Regions from separate parts of the Homo sapiens genome. Here region 2 is linked to region 1. A link is a contact called in ENCODE Hi-C or POLR2A ChIA-PET data. All regions are on one chromosome and are shown on one strand. Each heading gives the region's core, a stretch centred on a gene start or an enhancer-like site at or near the end of the contact. The rest is flanking DNA. Distances are from core to core; before and after follow the strand shown. Region 1 holds the start of RBM28 (RNA binding motif protein 28). Region 2 has its middle 26 kb from the start of LEP.

Region 1 (4,257 bases), core at 1,144-3,643:
GGAGGCTGAGGCAGGAGAATTGCTTGAACCTAGGAGGTGTAGGTTGCAGTGAACCGAGATCGCACCACTGCATTCCAGCCTGGGTGACAGAGCGAGACTCTGCTCAGAAAAAAAGAAAAATAAACTTGTATTTTATTTTCAGAAGTCTCGAACTCCTGAGTTCCAGTGATCTACCCATCTTGATCTCCCAAAGTGAGTTATATATTTTTTTGAGATGGAGTCTTCCTTTGTTGCCCAGGCTGGAGTGCAGTGGTGCAATCTCGGCTCACTGCAACCTCTGCCTCCTGAGTTCAAGCGATTCTCCTGCCTCAGCCTCCCGAGTAGCTGGGATTACAGGCATGTGCCACCATGCCCGGCTACTTTTTGTATTTTTAGTAGAGACGGGGTTTCACCATGTTGGCCAGGCTGGTCTCGAACCCTTGATCTGGTGATCCACCCACCTCGGCCTCCCAAAGTGCTGGGATCACGGCCGCTCCTGGCCGTGAGTTGTATTTTTAAAAAATAATCGTGAAGTTTTATTTTAAGCATAGATTACTTACTTCGAACTAGAGCTCCATAAATGTGATGTTTAGCGTCCCCCTAATCTCCACTCCCATCACTATCAACCAGTCGTCTAGCCATCCAAAATGTATTGAAAGTGAATGGGGCTTGAGGAGATCATGAAACTTAATTTTCACCATAGTGCCTTATAAAAGGTACTAAAACTGTAAAGTTTTTGAGTTTTCTATCTGCCATGTTACTATCATTTAAAAGTAATGATTTGGCTGGGCTCAGTGGCTCACGCCTATAATCCCAACACTTTGGGAGGCCGTAGTGGGAGGATTGGTTTATCCCAGGAGTTCAAGACTAGCCTGGGCAACACAGGGAGAACTGTCTGTACAAAAAAATAAATAAATTGGCCAGGCATGGTGGTACACACTTGTGGTCCTAGCTTCTCAGGAGGCTGAGGTGGCAGTATTGCTTGAGCCCAGGAGATCAAGGCTGCAGTGAGCCATGATGGTGCCACTGCACCCCAAGTTGGGTGACAGAGCAAGAGTCTGCTAAAAAAAAAATTATTTAAAAAATGGCCTTGGGTACTTTTTTTTGAGCTAGTTGTTCTGCAAGGTGTAGCTCTCTTGCACCTATTCAGGTCCTGAGCCCAGTGGCATGGCAAACACTCTCTGTGTTCCAGAACCAGGAGCACCCAGATTTCCTAGCCAATTAAGAGCTCTCAGCTTTGGGTCTGTCTGATGAGCTGACTTGAGACAAAGATCTTCTGTTTCTAGGAGGACATGGGTTCTAGGTCTCTGTGTATAAGTTGGATGTTATGTTTGCTTTGAGTGTGTTTGATGTGGTCCTGCAGTGTGTGTGCTGTGATTTATTTGTAAGAATTTTTGGACTAATAGTCTTCCCAGCCAGGTGTGGTGGTTCACACCTATAATCCTAGCACTTTAGGAGGCTAAGGGGGGCTAATTGAGCTCAGGAGTTTGAGACCAGCCTGGGCAACATGGTGAAACCCTGTCTCTGCAAAAAATACAAAAATTAGCCGGGTGTGGTGGTGCACCTGTAGTTCCAGCTACTCAGGAGGCTGAGGCAGGAGGACTGCTTGAACCTGGGAGGTCGAGGCTGCAGTAAGCCGAGATCGTGCCAGTGCACTCCGGCCTGGTTGATAAAGTGAGGCCCTGTCAAAAAAAAAAATCTGTTTCCACCATTAGACTGTAATCTCTATGAGGGCAGGGACCCTGTCATTTCTTTGCTCACCAGTTTTATCCCTAATGCTTGGCTCATAGTTAGAGCTCAGTATATATTTATTGAAATAATAATTGTGTACTATCTGTGTCTATGTGTATTTTAGTAGCTACAATTTGTTTGTGAGGCTGAGGTGACAGACAGCTGGTGTTCTCCGAAAATGAGAATCGTCCGAATGATGTATATGATATATCTATGTCTACGTGTTAGTGTTCCGGTTGTGTTTTATGCACGTAATCTGGGAATTTGTGGAGGCACTTCAGAAAATATCAAACACCCACAGTATATCAGATCCTGAGTTACGCCCGGGGCAAAAACGACTTCTTCTGCCTGTCCTGCTAACTTTGGGGAGGATCTGGAGGTGAGATTTTTAAACAGGGTAGAAATTATTTATTTTTATTTTGTATATTAAGAAAAAAAATTACTTTTTGGAGGCCTTCCGGCAAAAACCAGAAAGCCTGCTAGGCAAATTCTAAAAAAGCTGTAACACTAGGGTAGAAATTATTGATGCCAAGTTTACACAAAAGTGGCGAGGGCGATGCTAGGGCAGGGGGCGGAGCCCCGCTCCAGAAGCTACGCCCCGGGGCGCCATTATTTTTTCATTCCGGAACCTTTTATCCCCCTCCCGACCATGTTTTCCTCCGGTCTCTTTTGGGCAACGAGCACTTCCGGAATCTCTCGGCGTGTGAGCTTGGTTGTCCTACCAAAGCCAGCGTTTCGGCTCGCGTGCGCCGGCCTAGTTTGCTCGCGTCCTCACGCGCTTTGGGTTTCCCGGTCTCATGGCCGGCCTGACCTTATTTGTGGGCCGCCTCCCGCCCTCGGCCCGCAGTGAGCAGCTGGAGGAACTGTTCAGTCAGGTGGGGCCGGTGAAGCAGTGCTTCGTGGTGACTGAAAAAGGTAGGGGCGGGGCGGTCGAGGATAGGGCTGGGGTTTCCTGCGATCGAGGGCACCTTCCCAAACTTCAGGGAGCCGTATCATTCTTTACCCTCCCCGAAGAGAAGGGACAGGGAACTGAGTTTCTTTTCCAAACTGATTCTGCTTTAGATGCGTTCATAGGAGTCAGTTTATGAAGGGCAAAGCATTCCCTTACGTTTCTATAGCGCTTTCTGTTGATTATGCGCGCTAAAAATGAAAATAGTTAACTAGAGCATCAGTAAGACTTATTGAGAGTCACCTGATTGGCAGGTACAGTGATCAGTTTGATACAGGTTATCTCATTTAATTTTCTCAGCAATCTTACCGGATGGAGAGTCTTAATGTCATTTTACAGACAGGAATCCGGGATTTAGGGGAATTTAGTAACTTTAAGTTTGTACGGCTGTTAAGTAGTGGACCCCCGATTTGATCCTCAGACCTGGACATCTTAGCCAGGATGCTATCCACTTGTTCATTCATTTATTCAGCAAATACTTAATACCTACTGTGTGCCAGGAAGTGTTGTAGGTCCTGGGGATGCAGCAGTGCACAACACCAAACCAAAAAAATCTTTGATTTTATGTCTTCAAGGTGGGGAAGAGAGCCAATAAACGAGCCAATAAACAAGCCAACCGTGAAAATGATGTCAAATGCTAAGGAGAAAAATAAGCCAGGGAAAGGGGTTAGGAAGTCTATGTGCATGTGTATAGTGGGGAGAGGGGGTGAAGAGTGGCAATATAGATAGGGTGGCCAGAGAAGGACGGACTGAGGTGAGAGAGTGAACACATGCCTCTCCGGAGGAAGAACAATTCAGGAAGAGAAAACAGCAAGCTCAAAGGTACTGAAACAGAGGTGTTTTTGGTATATTGGAGGAGTAGTAAGGAGGACAGGGTGACTGGATTGAAGTGAGTAAAGGGAAGAGAATTAGGAGATGAGATCTAGAGTAGCAGATCATGTAAGATTTTTTTTTTTTTTTAAAGACTGCGTCTTGCTCTGTCGCCCAGGCGGGAGTGCAGTGCCACGATCTCCGCTCACTGCAACCTCTGCCTCCTGGTTCAACCCATTCTCCTGCCTCAGCCTCCCAAGTAGCTGGGATTACAGGCGAGTGTCACTACACCTGGCTAATTTTTGTATTTTTAGTAGAGACGGGGTTTCGCTATGTTGGCCAGGGTTGTCTGGAACTCGAGACCTCAGGTGATCCGCCCGCCTCATGTAGGATGTTATAGACCATTGCAAGGACTTTGGCTTTTACTCAGAGATAGGAAGCCACTGATTTTAAGCAGAGAGCAGTAAGTGTGATCTGGCATTCGTTTTGAAAGATTCTCTCTCTGGCTGGTGTGTTGCCAATAGACTGTTGGAGAATAGGACAAAAGCTTATGTACTTAAAATAGGGACCGAAAGTCCTGTACAGTAATGTTTATTAAACTGCAGATTATTACCTATTAGTGGGTCTTGAGTGGGTCATGACTAGAGTTTGTTTTGTTGTGTTTTAGAAACAGGGTCTTGCTCTGTCAACCCTGTTGACAGTTGGAGTGCAGTGGTGCGATCACAGCTCAATGTAACCTTAAACTCCTGGGCTCAAGCAATCCTCCTACTTCAGCCTCCCAAGTAGCT
Region 2 (4,257 bases), core at 497-2,996, 77 kb after region 1:
TTGCAAATATTTCTCCCATTCTGTGGCGTCTGTCTTCACTTTGTTGATCTTGTCCTTTGCTGTGCAGAAGCTTTTCAACTCGATGTGATCTCATTTGTCCATTTTTGCTTTGGTTGCCTGTGCCTATGGGATATTGCTCAAGAAGTCTTTGCCCACTTCAATGTCCTGGAGAGTTTCTCCAATGTTTTATTGTAATAATTTCACAGTTTGAGGTCTTATTTCAGCCTTTAATTCATTTTGATTTGATTTTTGCATATGGTGAGAAATAGGGGTCTAGTTTCATTCTTCTGCCTATGGATATCTAGTTTTCTCAGCACCACTTATTAAATACATTTCCTCAATGTATGTTCTTGGAAACTTTGTTGAAAATGAGTTCACTGTAGATGTGTGGATTTGTTCCTGGGTTCTCTATTCTGTTCCACTGGTTTATGCATCTGCTTTTATTAGGGCCCCTTGTCTTCTGTTTAGCCTCATAAAATATTGTATTATTTTCAACAACTGTTTACACATAAATCAATGTGAACATGACCCATAGGAAACTCAGCAGCAAGTGTGCATCCAGGGATATGAAAGGGCCACAGGGCTACTGCAAGATGAAGACAGGGAGGCTCCAGCCGTGCATCACACCATGGTCTGCCCCTTCCCTGCCAATTACAGCATCTCCTCTAAGCTGCACAGAAACCTGGGAGGGAGGCTTTGAGAGCTTAGTGACTTGCCCCAGCTCACCCAGCCTGGAGTGACAGGGCATGGACCAGGCCCCTGACATCCTGACCTCAGGTCAGTGGGTGATTACTTCTTCCCCCTTCCCAGATGTAGCAGGAGGCCTAAAACGTTGCCATTTTGATCCCCTGCCCCCTGTTAGCACTGGAGGGTTTGAGGGCTTCAAGAATTTCCTCTTTAAACAAATCATCCTGGAAGTAACTCTCCATCAGCCACTAATACTGTAAAAGGATTATGGTACTTGCAGGGATGAGGGGCATGGAGGAGGGGGTGCCAGGACCCCAAAGATCACCTCCACATGTTTCCCACAGCTCAGGGAGCCTCTGTGTCCCCCAGTGCCACTGTCTTCCCACCAGGCTATGAGCCCCTCTATTTGTTCAGTTTTGTTTCTCTGGAGCCTGGCACAGCATCGGGCACATAGTAGGCACTCAGAAATATTTGCCCAACTCCTCGCTTACCATCATTTAATCTGTCTGACCCAGGACCTGCCAGAATTGGCCAAAGGGCTGCCATTTGCACTCCTCCTCCCAGCACCCCCCGACCCCTGGCAGCCCAAGAATGAGCATGGTGGCACGGGAGGCCACAGGATTCCTCTAGAATCCTGTTTTTCATCATCTAGCCTCCAGCAAGGGATTTGGGAATTCCTCAAACAGCCAGTGTGCATTTGTGCATACACAGTTAGCCTGCCAGCTCTCAACATGCCATGAAAGACATCCACCAAGCAGCCCTCCTGGCCAGACTGGGCTGGGCGGCCCCAGACCTCCACGATGCTGTCCAAACCTCTTGGGGCTCTCTGATCTGTGCCAGTGCCTCATTCCTCTTCCCCGGACCCCCTGGCGGCAGCAGCAGCTGGCCCCTGAGACAGTAGCTTCCTGCCCTCCCTCCTTGGCTGGGACTCATCTGCATTTGGCAGTGCTCAGATTAATCCCGATTACCTTCCCTGCTGACTGCGCAGGAGCTGAACAATTTCTCTGGCCCCCGCCCCCATCCCCTGGGAAAACACAGCTGAATGTTCCTGCAGCCAATGTCCTCACGAACCAAGAAGATTATGGCCATGTCGGGTTCTAGGAAGAGCAAGGCCAGAGTGTGTTCTTAGGAGGGCAGGAGGCACCGAGGGATCTCGTAGCTCCCTAAACGGGGCAAATGGAGCGAGGCTGTGAGCAGGAATGATGCAACACCAACAGGCGGAGACTGGAGAGAAGATTAGAGAGGGAATGCAGAGGGAGGAGGAAGACAGCCTCTTTTGCAGGAGCTTTTATTTATTTCTATTCTCTTTGAAGTTAGACATCAAGTGGAATCAGGAGGGGAAAAGCAGTAAAGAAGCAGGGAAAGAAAAAATCAAGAGTCAGGCAGCTGGTATGCGCCTCAGAGACCTGTGGGGGGACTTGTTTCATGCCCAACCCCGTGCCTGGGCAGAAGGCCAGGAACGATCCTACCCTTAGGGATGCAAACATGTGACCATCAGAGAGAGGCTGCCAGGGCAACATTTTCCTAGGAGACAGTACGATCCTGGAGGGCAAGGACCATGGCTCTCAATCACTTCTGTCTCTGCAGTGCCTGGGACAGAGCGTGGTATACAGTAGTTGCTGAAGAAATAATAGCTATGTGCTAGGAGCTATTGAAAGGCCTTTGAATGCTAATTCATCATGTCCTTTCACAAGGCTGTGAGACAGATACTACTATCTTCATGGTAGAGAAGAGAAAATGGAAGCACAGAGAGGGTTAAGTCACTTGCTCAGGGTCACACAGTTTGAAAGGAGCCAGGCTGGGATTCAAACCTGTGCAGGCTGATTTGAAAGACTGCTCTTATTCACCATTCTCTACCCTCTTGAAAAAAAAGAGGGATCTTTTCCTACCCTTTTCTACAGACTCTTGAAAGAGTGAAAAGAAAAAAAAATATGTTAGTTGTAGAATCGAAAGAGAGCATTTAAATTCAGTTTCTTATTTTATCAACTAAGGACTAGACAGGAGAAGGGATTTGTCCAAGACCTTTGGCACTAGCAGCTACTAGTGGAGCTGGGATTAGAACCTAGGTCTCCCAGTGCCTACTCCCAGGAGCTTCCTACCTCACCAGTTTGTCTTGGAAGAGAACAATCAGTGCCCTCCATGGTTTGTAAACTGACTATTTAATGGCATAATTGTCTGCTGGGCTTGGGAATCTGGTGGAAAGCAGACCTCTTCTTTACCTCCCCAGCCTTTCCTCAACCCGGTCAGGCTGGCTGCATAGGGTGGACCCGAGATCTTCAGGCCTCGGCAGCCTGGCCCAGCAGGAAGACATTGAAGCTCACCAGGAGGTGGCAGGGAGTGTCCCTGGGGGAAGCTGCTGAGGCCAGTGCTCAGGAAGGAACCAGGGCTCTGTCTGAGGACCAATTCCATCCGGGCCTGGTAAGGGACATGTGGCTGTCCAGTGTGAATGTTCTGTGCTTGTATATTTCAGCCTAAATTCCCAGTTCTTTGGCAACCTGAATACTGAACGTTTTCAGAGTAGTTTTTCTCCCAAGGCGTTTGTTCTGGATCACTAGTGTCTGGTATATATCATTTTTGATTCAACATATTTAAAACTCATTTCCCCCCCAGACAAGACAAATAGAATTTGTAGCTTTCCATATGGGCTTTTCAAAAAGATTGGTACTGGGAGCCATTGGCTTCCCGGAGTGGTGTCATTTGATTAGCCCTGGTGTTCTTCCACTTACGGGGAGTGGGTAATTGCAGTTGTTCCAAGTGGGAGATGGTGTGATTGGGTTTTTCTCCTATGGGGAAAAACAAATCCTATCAGATAGATGAGTTTCTGGCATTTCCTATTCTTCTTTGTGACAGGATCTTCCAGAATAGAAGTCTCCCAGCAGTGCACATCCAGGAAGCATCCAGGCCAGGTTGGGCAGGGTTTAATAAGCGCTGGGCCTTTCACCTGGATGCTGGGAAGGTGCTTGGATCTATGAAAACCCCAGGGTGGGGTCAGGGGCCAATGCAGAGGTTTCCCAGAGAGCTCTGGGGCTGGGTCACTTCCCCACTGGCCAGTCTGTCATGCTGAATGCCCAGGACTTCCACAATGAGTCCCAGAGGTGAGATGACAGGGTCAGGGTCAGGGCCCACTTCTGCAGGAGTTGCCACTTACCTTGTTTGTTAGGACACAGGCAGAGTGTTGGAACAGAGAGGATTGCCTGGAGGTTCCTAGGACCACAGCAAGAGGTGTTGTGGGGGGCTTCCCGGCTTCCCGGAGGCCCTTCTTCCCATGACAGGAGGGACAGTGGAGATAGCACCTACTCTGGTGACCTTGCTCTCTGCTTTTGTCTTGTGACCTGCTTGTGGGTGAGCCCTACCCCTTGGTTTCCACGTGACCCATAAAGTCTACTCATTTTCTGTCCAGGGTTCAGGCACAGAGAGAAAAGGCAAGGATGTGGAGGGAGAGGAGAGTCCCTGGAAGGAATGTCCCCAGCATATCAGCCTGGAGTTTCCATTCAGGAAATTTCCCCAGCTCCCCAGACCCTCCCAGACTTGCCTCCTCCCTCCTGACAAAGCCCCAGCCCTACCCATAGC

What was found. Hi-C counts contacts between places; a loop is a spot of excess contacts on that map. ChIA-PET counts read pairs that join two places held with the same protein, here RNA polymerase II (POLR2A). Pooled maps may share reads with other maps.
Region 2: a pooled map shows a loop between it and region 1 (2.1-fold over the local background). The contact joins the enhancer-like site here to the promoter of RBM28 in region 1. A Hi-C loop is called at or near these places in 2 of 168 maps with a recorded cell type or tissue (astrocyte of the cerebellum and endothelial cell of hepatic sinusoid) and 1 of 50 pooled maps. POLR2A ChIA-PET finds 5 or more read pairs at or near these places in 9 of 52 experiments (BJ, H1, HEK293T and 5 more).

What each region holds. Positions count from the first base shown.
Region 1 is chr7:128,342,044-128,346,300 of GRCh38, reverse strand. RBM28 (RNA binding motif protein 28) reads left to right here and starts at 2,393. Exons shown (of 19, transcript NM_018077.3): 1 at 2,393-2,625. The coding sequence starts at 2,508. It also overlaps the pseudogene RNU7-27P. RefSeq lists an enhancer at 2,253-2,452.
Region 2 is chr7:128,264,869-128,269,125 of GRCh38, reverse strand. No RefSeq gene overlaps it. Among named protein-coding and RNA genes, the nearest start is that of LEP, 26 kb to the right of the region's middle. RefSeq lists an enhancer at 875-1,604. Within about 2 kb of position 1,746, at least 8 of the 41 ENCODE cell types and tissues checked have a DNase peak (open chromatin) inside an H3K27ac peak, as active enhancers do.